Regions from separate parts of the Homo sapiens genome. Here region 2 is linked to region 1. A link is an interaction called in ENCODE POLR2A ChIA-PET data of the cell type or tissue named here. Cell type or tissue: B cell. All regions are shown on one strand. Links, peaks and the distances in the headings refer to the core of each region. The heading gives the core; the rest is flanking DNA.

Region 1 (6,328 bases), core at 425-5,424:
AGTTACTGGGTTTCAGAAATGAAATACAGATTTGAGAATGACCTTGTTATTTAATTTTTAAACATTAAAAGTTTAGTAAACATAGCCTCACATTACTATTTATTTTAAGAGAAAAGGTATATTAATATTACACACATACTTTTTTTTTTTTTCTGTTGTGCAATCCAAAACCTGCTGGAAAGAATATATATGCTTTTCATCAAAAAAAGTTAACAACTTTTAAAATCCTACAGGTTCAAGTCCCAGCTGTCGAAAACTGATCCTGGGCTGCTGCAGCTAATGTACTTTCTTGTGAGAGGCTGAACTCTGTCACAGGTGACAGCTGACCCACTTACTCAGACCTTGATAAAGGATCAGGCTTCTTTTATAGGCCTTCAGATTCTCCTGAGATGGTCTGTCATGTCCAGCTATGGATGCTGAAGCTGAATTTCTTATACTTAATTTTTTATAGCATTTGTGTAAACTACCAGTTTTGGAGGAATGGTTAAAATTCTGACACAGTGGCCTGTGAGAGTATTTTGAGTTCCATTTTGAAATTATGGCTAGCAGATGCTATGAGTTTGGTTATAGAGACCCTTAAAGTGTGTAAGACAGTTTTTGTTTTTTAATTAGTTGTTTGAATTTTATTAACGTAATTAACTTCATAACTTCCATTTGTGAGATTCCAGGATTTTTCTACCTTCTTGGTAACTTTTCAGTGAAGTAGATATTTCCAGGTGCAAAACTTTATGACCTAAATAATTTGTAATCATTTCCATAGTATATGCAAGTATTTTAAAGGAGTCGGGTGTCTCAACAAAAGCCACCTAAGATTGTGGTTGGCATTTGTGTTTATTTGCCTTAACATACATATTTATTTGCTTTAGCATATTTTCTCTAAAGCAGGGGTCCCCTGGGCCTCCGACCTGTAGCAGTCTGTGGCCTGTTAGGAACCTGGGCACACAGGAGGTTAGTGGCTGGCCAGCAAGCATTACTACCTGAGCTCCTCTGCCTTCTGTCAGATCAGCAGTGGCATTTGATTCTCCTTGGAGAACAAACCCTATTGTGAACTGTACATATGAGGATCTAAGTTGGATGCTTCTTAGGAGAATCTAACAAATGCCTGATGATCTGAGGTGAAACAGTTTCATCCTGAAACCATCCATCCACCCCCGCCTTGTACATGAAAAAATTGTCTTACACGAAAACGGTCCCTGGCACCAAAACAGTTAGGGACCACTGCTTTAAAGTATATGTGCTTTTGCATTGCAATTTAGGTGTAGGAGTTTATGCTGTTTTTGCCTTTCTGTTTTCATTGTGTAAATTATCAGCCAAAACTTTTGTCGAATGACTGCAAAGTCTTGGTCTGTGTTCCCTGGACCGGCTTTGTGGTGATTCACACTAGTATTGATTAATGGCATGATTCATAGCAGCTTGCATTGATAAGTTCAAGAACTCCCCTTGTTGACTTTGTGGGTCGTGCTTGACCATCTTGGGAGAGGTGTTTCCCTGAGATAGGAGTAGCCAACATCGATATGTATTAGAAAACACACACACACACACACACACACACACACACACACACACACACACACACACACATACACACAGTGGCATTTGAAAGGGAAGGGAAAGGAATTAGTATCAATTAATTCTTTGAAATGTATCTCTTTGTTTCAGATGATGTGGGACACCGGCTTGTGCAATGTGATATAAGAAGGGGGAACTCTTTAAGCCGTACAAAAACATGTATCAAGTGATTTGATATGTACAGGGGTTATAAATCTTGTATTCCATTTATTTACAGATTAGTGATATTAGATGTAAATCTATTTAGCAGGGAAAGTATAAGCAATTTATCTTTAATGGAAGGGATGGTTGGGAGGCCATAATCTCCTCTTCTACTACTTGATAAGATATGATTAAAGGAAAGCAAGTTAAGGATAATAATTATTTAAACATAATCCTTTATGTCAAAATTAATATTGCATGAATTTTGAATTCTATATTTACCTGAAAGAAACCTGTAAAATCTCGGTGCTGTGTGGACGTTACAGATTTTAGTGCATTGAGGTGTGAGACAGTGAGTACAGATAGAGGGAGACAAGATAGAGAATCCTTGTCTCCCATCAGTATTTGGGTTTGTGTTTGTGTGGTTTTCTTGCTGTTGTTAGAAACAATACGTTTCTTAAGAAGATGCCAAAAGAACTTGCTTTAGCAAGTTGACATCTATTGATGAATAAGTATGACATTTTAATCCCCATATTTTAAATGATGTTTGGTTACTATTTGTTTAAAAGCAACTGAATAAAAACATCTTCAGCTATCCAGATTCCAATCTGTACAGATGACTAATCATGTGGAATATTTGAACATAAAGGTTCTAGTGAAAAATAAAAATTAAAACAAAAAATGTAGTTGCTCCCAGATTTGAAAGTACAGAATGTTTTCTGTGCCTTTTAGATATGGGTAACTATGACATTGAAAACAATGGTAACCACGGGAAATGCACCTTACAAAATAAATAAGGGGAAAAAAAAAAGACATGGGGGTGGGGAGTAGGAAGGAGTTGGTGTAGTAACAGCTTAGTGAGTAAATAAATATTTAAACTTCATGCTTTGTTACTTGTGTAATCATGAGATTTGCAGAATTATGTTTTATATTACATTTTTAGTTGGTATCTTTTTTATCTTGTGTTAAATAATCTGTTAAGCCAAATTTAAGTACTGTTCAGAAACAAAAGCAAGTTACAAGCTTTGTGGGTGTTAATGTCTTCATGTGTAAAAAACCAGAAAATTGAATTAGATATATCCTAAGGTTTTTTCCAAGCTTTTAAATTCCATGATTCTGTGACCCAGGAGGTGTCCAGGAGTCATGTGAGTAAACTTTTAAGTTTTGAAGTAACGTTAACTCCAAGACTTGAAACCCTTGAAATTGGCTAGAAATCCTATACAAGATTTCCAGAAAGTTACCGTTATACTTCCTGATTACGCTTATGGATACAAATATAAAGCAAACAATAACCAAAGACACATAAAACAAACCCTGATTCTAGCAGTTTACGAAAAGAGGAAATTTATTAGAAGGTTCTGGGGGATCATTGTCCAGTAGAACTTTCTGTGATGAGGAAAATGTTTAGAGAATCTGAGCTATCCAGCATGGTAGTCAATAGTCATATGTGACTATTTAGCACTTGAAATATGTCTAGTTCAACTACAAGACTCGATTTTACATTTTATTTAGTTTTAATTAATTTAAATGTAAACTTTTAAGATTTAAAGGAATCCTGGGAGTAACCGAAACGTCGGTCTTGAGAAGAATAGGAAGAAACCAGGGTGGCCTTAGGAACTAAGAACTGCTTTGGAAGCAGTAGTGGTGTGTTCTTCAGAGTCATACCATGACTTAGTTATTAGTGGTACCCAACCTGGATTTATCAGATAACAATGGCATCTTCCAGGGAGAGAAAATCTGATTGTCTTTACATGAGTTTGGTGTCTACCCTCCAAATCAATCAACTGTAGGTTGGGTTGCAGAATGATTGCGTACCTGCCAGAGTGCTGACAGTTCCCAGGGAAGGAGGAAGTGGAGCCAGGCAGCAGTCTTAAGAGCGGTTTGCCACATTACTTAAGAGAAATATGTTTTTCCCTGCAAGCACTGATTTTTCTAACTTTAAAATACTCTTATTTTGTTAATTTACTTGTATTGCACCTGACTTATTTACCTTTTTTATTGCTAATTAAAAATACCACTCTATGTTGAGTAAACTTTTACTAACCTGAGAGACTAATGATTTATAACATTGTGTAGAAGGAAATCAAAGAACATTATAGCCAAAAGCAACAATATGAGCCATGCTAGACAATGCTCTCTTGTTACAGAGAGTATTGATACCAAGGCTTAGATGTTTTGCTATTTCAAGTCACGAAATTATTTGCCACATTAGGGATAGATACTTGCTTTAATCTGAACCTATGTTGTTGACCAGCTACATGTTAAAACCAAGTGTTTGAAAACCATCTTTTTGAAATTTGACGCTTTCCCGTAAATTTTTATTTTCCTGTAAAGTGGTAATACTAATAATTTGTGAGAAAACTGAGTAGTGCAGGTTTTGATTTTGAAGGGTTTTTTGTTTTGTTTTACATTTTTAAAACATGAAGAAAGAGCTTTGATTGAGAATGTGTTAATTGTATTATGTGAACCTATAAAATTAACTCTTATTATTTAATACATATGAACCAAATAATACTTGACCCAGATAAGTGAAGGATAGATAGAAAAGAAAGGCATTTACTTAAAATGGCTGCTTATTTTATCAAAGTTAGATTTCAAATTAGAGTTGGATGAGCTGTTTTAAAAGTCCATGCTAAATATGTTGGGGACTGCCCCGGAAACAGGTTTTCCTCCTCTGTGTAAATCAGCCATGTTTCTGTGGTGCGAGGTGGGTGGGAGCCTTGCTTTACTTCCTGCATCTCAGCAGGCTCAGGAAGGGAAGCTTGCTAGGGTGTTTAAGCAGCCACATGCATTATGTTAAATTAATTCTACCCCAGTCTTTGGACATCTATTGACAATAGTATTATTTGGGTTGCAAAATCAACAAGTGAATAGACCAAAGAAGAAATGGGGAAGAACCCAGAATGAGTGTGAGTCAAACACTACCTTGACACAGGAAGCCAGGACTAGAAGCCCTGAGATCAGTCCAATCCAGGGAATATGCTGACTGCGCTGTCATTTAGAACAGGCCAGTGGAATTCAGGACCTATCAGGTAAGTCCATGTCTTACCAACTTAAAGCAATCTTCTGGGAAGAGGTCTGGACCTGTATCTAACATGAATTGTAGTGAGGTCTGTCCATCACATTTCACTCATCTAATCACCTTTGTCATTCTTCTGGTTTTCACAGATAGGATAGAAAAACTGTAGTTTTTTTCTGTTGCCACTTAGCTCTTGGTTGCAGGGGCCTCTAGGTAGGTGTGAAGTGGTTATCAAGGCTTTGACTGTCAAAAACACTTCTACTCAAAATTGGCCTTAGCAGTTAAGCCAGATTTAAAATGATTTTGGTAGTGGATTATCTAAGCTCATATAGAATAACTGCAAGTCACTTTCAAACTTGCCATAGATGCGAAGATAATATATTCTCATTTTCTGGACTAGCTTTTCCCAGGAAAAGGTATGGGGTGGAGGGATATCAAATATCAATTTTTGTAGATATGGAAAGCTCCATGAATGTGTATTTATAGGCCCCCTGAGGTCTAACTGAATGTATGTTGAATGCAGATTCTTCTGTTTTCCTCCCCAGGTTTGTCATTTGGCAACTAGTACAGGAAAAAGACCCTCAATAACTAGCAAGTCTGTCTTTGTTATATGTAGACAAGCATTTTGATTAATTTAGGGAGGATGCTTTTTTCACTATATAAAATTAAAATGAAATTATGGAAGAACCTAGTTTGTTTTCTTACTTGAGTTGAATGCTGTTTAACCACTTTCTTATTACATTCGATTGACTTAGTTGAGTTGGATGCTGAATGTTTAACCACTTTCTTATTACATTTGATTGACTTAAAAACCATCTGTAGCATAGCCTAAATAACTTAAGACTTTCAGAAAGTTGTGGCAAATTTTTTTGATACATTCTCATTCATAGCCAACTCAATTATATTAACTTTTTATACAAATCAAATTATATTATAATCCATACACATTAAATTTCACTTAGACCAAAGAAGAGCCAAGGCTTCTTTACTGGATCTCACCCCCTCTTACGTATTTAAGAGCATTGCCCCAGGAAGTCCTCTTTTCTGCATCAGCATTTTCTATTCTTTGTTGGATCATACTCATTAGCAGAAGATGCCATAGTTTTTACTGTCTTGAAATAATAAAGCTTCTCCTGAGCCCATGTTCTTATCCAGCTACTGCTGCATTTCTCTTCAGAGCAAAACTCTCCAAAAGAATTATGTACGTTCACTGTCTCAAATTGCTCTTCTCCCATTCTTCCTTGAACCCTCTCCAAAGCTTTTCCTCATTCACTGCTTCAGAGCCTTCTTTTGTCAAAGTCTCCAATAACCTCAGTGTTGTCAGGTTGAATAGCAGGCTCATCTAATTTGACTTAGCATAGCATTTAACACAGCTGATCACACTGTCTCTCCCGGAACACATTCTTCTCTGGAGTACTTGCAAATCACATGCTCTTGGTTCTCCTCCTGCATCATAGGCTGTTCTCTCTCAGTCATTTTTTTTTCCTATTTCTTCTTTGTTTCTCCAGTCTCTAACCATTTAACCATTGGAATGCCCCCTTCTCTTTTCTATATAATGCATTTGTGGAGTGAGCTCAAGCATTCTTCTTTTATGTATGA
Region 2 (6,328 bases), core at 564-5,563, 800 kb before region 1:
AATAAAATTTTAGTTCTACCTGTGGTAATACAGTACTAGCATTTAAATTTTCCACTGTCAGCAAGTCCTGTTGACTATATTACCAAAATATGTTTAAAATATACTTCCTCTATCATTTCTTGTATCACTTTAGCCTAACCTGCCATTATCTCTTGAATACCACATGTGTTCCTTACTGGTCACTTTCCTCTACTCTTGACTCTACAGTCCATTCTCCATTCTGCGATAAGTTTGACTTTTTCTGGTTAAAACCAGTCAATGGCTTCTCACTAGACCTAGAAAAATATCCAAACTTCTTAAAAAACGTGGCTGTTACTCACCACTGTAAACTCATTTCATCTCTGTCATCCTAATCCACTACATTCCAGTCACATTGGTTGTAGTGATTTGCTAGGGAAGCCATAACAATAAGAGTCATGCAAACTGGGTGCCTTAAACAACAGAAATTAATTTTCTCACAGTTCCGAAGACTAGAAATTGGATATCAAGATGTCAGCAGTGTTAGTTTCCTCTGAGGGCCTTGAGGAAAATATGTGTTTGAGACCTTTCTTCTTGGCTTGTAGATGGCCATGATCTGCCTGTGTTTTCACATCACCTATTCTTGGTATGTGCCCATGTCCAAATTTCCTTTTCTTATAAAAACACCAGTCATATTATGTTAGGATTCTCCTGAATGATGCCACGTTGACTTACATCCCACTTTAAAGGCTGTATCTCCAAATATGGCCACATTCTGAGGTACTGTGGGTTAGGACGTCAACATGAATTTTTCGGGAGACACAATTCAGACCATAAAATTGATTTTTCAGTTTGCAGAAAATGTTCAGCTCATTTCCCACCTTGTGGCCTTTGCACTAGCTGTATCCTCTAACTTTAATGCTATTCTCACTTCTCATGGTTGCTGGTGTCTCAGATGTCTCTTCTTCTTCTTTTTTTTTTTTAGATGGAGTCTCACTCTGTCATCCAGGCTGGAGTACAGTGGAGTGATCTTGGCTCCCTGCAACCTCCACTTCCTGGGTTCAAGCAATTCTCTGCCTCAGCCTCCCAAGTAGCTGGGATTACAGGCACCCACCACCACGCCCAGCTAACTTGTATTTTTAGTAGAGATGGGGTTTCACCATCTTGGCCAGCCTGGTCTTGAACTCCTGATCTTGTGATCCACTCGCCTCTGCCTCCCAAAGTGCTGGGATTACAGATTCGCATCACATGCCTGGCTAATTTTTGCATTTTTGTGGAGACAAGCATTGGCCAATGTTGGCCAGGCTGGTCCTGAACTCCTGACCTCAAGCGATCTGCCTGCCTTGGCCTCCCAAAGTGCTGGGATTATAAGCATGAGCCACTGCACCCAGTCAGATGTCTCCTCTTAAAGAGATCTTCCCTGGTCACCTAAACTGAAGTAGCCACTGAATTACTTTCTTTCTCATCAATCAATTTTATATTTTTGAGCAGCACTTATCATTTTCTGATATTTTCTATTTGTTCCTTTGTATGTTGCTTATTATCTATTCTTCCTGAACCTTACTAGAATGTAAGCTATATGAGGGCAGATACCTTGACTATCTTGTTCACTGTTTTTTTTCCCAGCACCTAAAACAGTGCCTGACCTGGCACAGGGGAAGTAAAATGAGATAATTAATGACATAGAGAGAGGAGGAGATGGAGGGAGGGAGGGTGGGAGAGAGGAGACATTCAAATCTAGATCTACCTCACTCCTACATTTTCACCAGTGGGCTTCTGCCAAAATAAAAATAAAAAATGTGCTCCAAGTATTAAATAGAATTTAAAGTATCACTTTATCAGGGACATAATCAGTGATTTAAAGTTCAGAAGATAAAATTTGATTTTCTGGAGTTTTTGGTTGGTTTCTGGGTATCATTGCTAGTAGTGTTAGATTCCATGATGAGTCTTCATAATTTTGAGAAGAATCCCCAACTTGGTAAATGTAATGCAACCTGCTAAGTTCAAGAAAGTCATACAAAGAGCTTATTATTTAAGCCATTTATTTTAGGGTTGGCTTGTGTGATGGTTAACATTGGGAGTCAACTTGATTGGATTGAAGGATGTAAAGTATTGTTCCTGGGTGTGTCTGTGAGGGTGTTGCCAGAGGAGATTAACATTTGTGTCAGTGGACTGGGAAAGGCAGACCTAACCTCAGTCTGGGTGGGCACAATCTAGTCAGCTGCCAGCATGGCCAGAATAAAAGCAGGCAGAAAAATGTGGAAAGATTAGGCTGGTTTAGTCTTCCGGCCCTCATCTTTTCCCATGCTGCCTGCTACCTGCCCTCAAACATCGGACTCCAGGTTCTTGAGCTTTGGGACTTGGACTGACGGACTGACTTCTTTGCTCCTCAGCTTGTAGGTGGCCTAATGTGGGACCTCACCTTGTGATCATGTGAGTCAATACTCCTTAATAAACTCCTTTTATATATATATTTATCCTGTTAGTTCTGTCCCTCTAGAGAACCCTAATAGAGTTTGTTTGTGTTTTCAGAGACAGAGTCTTGCTCTGTAGCTCAGGCTGGAGTGCAGTGGCACAATCATAGCTCACTGTGGTCTCAAACTCCTGGGCTCAAGGGATCTTCCAGCCTCAGCCTCTCAAGTAGCTGAAACTACAGGCATTTGCCACCACACCTGGCTAATTTTAAAAAAAGATTATAGAGACAGGGTCTAGCTATGTTGGCCAGACTGGTCTTGAACTCCTGGCCTCAAGCAATTCTGCCTCAGCCTCATAAAGTGCTGGGATTATAGGCATGAGCCACCATACCTGGCCTAAAGCCATTTATTTTTTGTTTCTTCTTTTCCCTTCCTCCCTCCCTCCCTTCCTCTCTTCCTTCCTTCCTTCCTCCCTCCCTCCTCCCTCCCTCTTTCTTTCTTTCTCTTTTTTCTTTTCTTCTCTCTCTCCTTCCTTCCTTTTCTCCCTTCCCTTCCCTCCTCTCCTTCCTTCCTCCCTTTCCTTCCCTTCCCCTTCCTTCCTTCCTTCCTTCCCTCTGTCTCTCTTTCTTTCTTTCTCTTTTTCTTTCTTCTCTTCATTTCTTCTTTCTTCCTTTCTTCTTCTTGCTTGCCAAAAAGAGATCTATGCTGAGCAAGTTGTGGTGTCGAAGAAAACCACTTAGCTCAACACCCTGATATAAAAGCAGATGGAGGTGGAAATACAACCAGAAAATACTGGAGGAGATATTCCAATTTACAGTACTGAAAAATAGTGAAGGATTAAAGAGTATTCACATTTCTTGGTAAGCACTATAAGAAACTAAGCTGATTGGTAGTATGGAGAGGGCATTATGAAGATCTCAAAGAAAGGTATCTTCTCTTAGCAATGTTCTCATTCACATGTAAAAATAAGATCTGTGGCCAGGCGCGGTAGCTCACGCCTGTAATCCCAACACTTTGGGAGGACGAGGTGGGAAGATCACAAGGTCAGAAGATCGAGACCATCCTGGCTAATACGGTGAAACCCCATCTCTACTAATATACAAAAAATAGCCGGGCATGGTGGCAGACACCTGTAGTCCCAGCTACTCGGGAGGCTGAGGCAGGAGAATTGGTTGAACCTGGGATTTTGAGATTGCAGTGAGCCGAGATCCTGCCATTGAACTCCAGCATGGGCAACAGAGGGAGACTCCGTCTCAAAAAAAAAAAAAAAAAAAAATGTCTGTGTAGGAAGGTCCTACTGGTACCCAGAACTTATTTTCAAAAGTTTGTAATGTAAAATTTAAGTGTTTTATAGTAAAATAGGCAAAATTCTGAGGTGGCACTCATGATTTCTGCCCCCGGTATTTATCCCCTTGTAAACTCCCCTCCTTGGGTGTGGGTGTGACCTTTGACTTGCTTCTAGATGACAGAGTATCTAGGGATTTTTCAGATGTAATTAAGGTTACAAATTAGTTGATTCTAGAATAATAAAAAGGCATATAACTGTGGGCGGGCCTGGGCCTCTTCCTATGAGTTTCATGAAGTAAGCAGCCATATTGAGGAGCCTACATGGGTGGGAGGTAATTCCACAAGGTCCCTAGGACCTGAGGATGGTTTCAAGCCAGGAAAAACCTGGAACCCTCAGTCCTAAGGCCACACACACAAAAAAATGAATTCTGTCAATAACCTGAATAAGCTTGAAAGACAGTTATTCCCCAGTTGAGCCTCCATATGAAAATCCAGCCTGGTCAACACCCTGATTGCAGCCTGTGAAACCCTGGGCAGAGGATCTGCATAAGCTATGCCTAGACACATGACCCACGGTACTTTCAGATAATAAATGTGTAACTTTAAGCTGCTAACTAACTTTATGACAAATTTTTATGCAGCATAGAAAACTAATACGCATAGCTTCAAAATTAAGAGGCCTTGTATTTGGACAATTGATTCCTATCTGGTTTGCTACATCCTCTCCACTTTGTTTTGCCTAGTGCAGCTGGAGTGTTCATTTTTTAAAAATGCAAATATGACATCTGCTTTCCTTAAAACTCATTTATGATTTCCAGAGAAAATGGAATTGTCAATATTGCCCTGCAAGGTTTGTCCTTACACTCCATGTTTCCCTTTGTTGTCTGTGCTCTAGTCATATTGGCCTTATTTTAGGTTCTCAGATGCCCTTTAATTTTCTTCTGCCACAAGGCCTTGGCACTTGCTGTTCTCTCTGCCTGCAACATTCTTTTCTACGCCTTCCCTCACTTAATTATCATTTATTCTTCTCATCCTTTCTTCATATCTCCACTGTCTTTTCCTTAGGAGATTATTACCCTGAATTTCCTAATTAGGTCAATACCCACTTCCATAACTCTCACAGCACCATATACTCTTCTTCATGGCTATTCATACAACTAAAATTTTACATTCATTATTGTGCTTATTGTTTTTCATATTCCCATGAAAGCAAGCAACTGTTTCTGTTTTGGTTTACCATTTTATTCCTATACCCCTTGCACCTAGTGTTTTGCCCTGCAAAGATTAATAAAATATTCAAATAATTATAGTAATAAATAGCATTCATTGAAAACCATATCAACCCACTTTAATAATATAAAATATATAAGGAAGGTATAGATTAATATACTATTAATATTTGCAGATTAGAAACTGAAATAGAAAGAGAATAAGTCAATTTTCTAAGGTCACACAACCAGTATTAGAGTTGGGATTTGAGTCCAGGCATTTGCAGCTCACATCATTACTTAAATATCCTAACTGAGGATTTAGCAGTACCGCATGCTTCCTCCTATGGAAGGTGATCCATACATACATATTAAGTGGAAATGAATGCATGGTGTGTTCCTGGAGGGCATTTGTTGTCTGTTTACTTGCATGGCAGCCTGATGAGCACAGCTGCCTGAGACATGTGGATGTTACCTTCCTGTTGAGTGGAAGAATGTATTATATGTAGATATATAGTTTATATTAATATATTTATATATATTTATTGGAAGTTTACTTTTATATATGTTTACCATAAATGTAAATAATAGAAGTAGCACCATTGTTCCTAGAAATAAACATATTCTGTATATATTATTCTATATGTATCCTATAGAGTATTATCTATATCTCTCTTTTTCTAGGACCAATGGTGCTACTTCCATCATTTTTCATGGTTTTAACTGTTTTTCAAATAAATGTTCTGCCATATTCCAAAGAAGGTTGCTCTTTCTTCCAATCTCATTTTAGAGGCTAAAATTTCACAAATGTTTTCTTTTCTGGCTGCAGAAATGGCTTGTTTTCAGGAAAGCATAATGCTTGCATATTTTCAAAAAGGTGAGGAAGCAGATAGTTTTATAGTCATAGATGGATTGTTTGCCATTTTTTGGCATGGTTCTTTATGTTAAATACAAAGAGATCAATCATGACCAATATTCAAATGTGAAGGTGTACAAATATCTCTGTGAAAGTAACACAGTTTATAGAAGCTAGAGGGAGGAGCACAAATGGAGATCATAAGTAAGTTTCTTATGCCTTTCCATGTCACTGTTAATGGCAGGTCATCTGCCAGGATTCCCCTAGTCAGCTGATGCAGAAGACCTGGGAGGTACGGGGAATGACTTGCCATGTCTGAATTACTGAACACCTCATTTTACATTATGACAAATGCCAATGTCTTGCAAGAGAGCTCAGGGGTCCTTAGCAAACGCTTTCATTTTAGTGCCAGGCTGAATGCCAAGACATCAGTTCACACTTCCCTGAATCCCTTGTCTTTCTTTTGCTTGAACGAAGACAAGAGAAAACATTAGGGGCAAAACTGAGGCACCTTTATCACCTTTCATATGACATGTCCATCTCCATCTTAAGAAATGAAAGAGACAGGCCGGGCGCGGTGGCTCACGCCTGTAATCCCAGCACTT

The links. Peaks named below come from ENCODE experiments on the same cell type or tissue, not always from the same donor. Only the 100,000 strongest peaks of a DNase experiment are listed, where the experiment ranks them.
Region 2: POLR2A ChIA-PET joins it to region 1 with 10 read pairs; 1 of 35 experiments calls an interaction of 5 or more read pairs at or near these places.

The regions. Positions count from the first base shown.
Region 1 is chr4:101,280,853-101,287,180 of GRCh38, reverse strand. All of the region lies in intron 1 of PPP3CA (protein phosphatase 3 catalytic subunit alpha), which reads left to right. Among named protein-coding and RNA genes, the nearest start is that of MIR8066, 43 kb to the right of the region's middle. In B cell, for the core only: no CTCF peak of the experiment used is centred there; DNase peaks (open chromatin) are centred at 2,499, 3,529 and 4,410; H3K27ac peaks cover 2,497 bases.
Region 2 is chr4:102,078,238-102,084,565 of GRCh38, reverse strand. No RefSeq gene overlaps it. Among named protein-coding and RNA genes, the nearest start is that of SLC39A8, 260 kb to the left of the region's middle. In B cell, for the core only: no CTCF peak of the experiment used is centred there; no DNase peak of the experiment used is centred there; H3K27ac peaks cover 868 bases.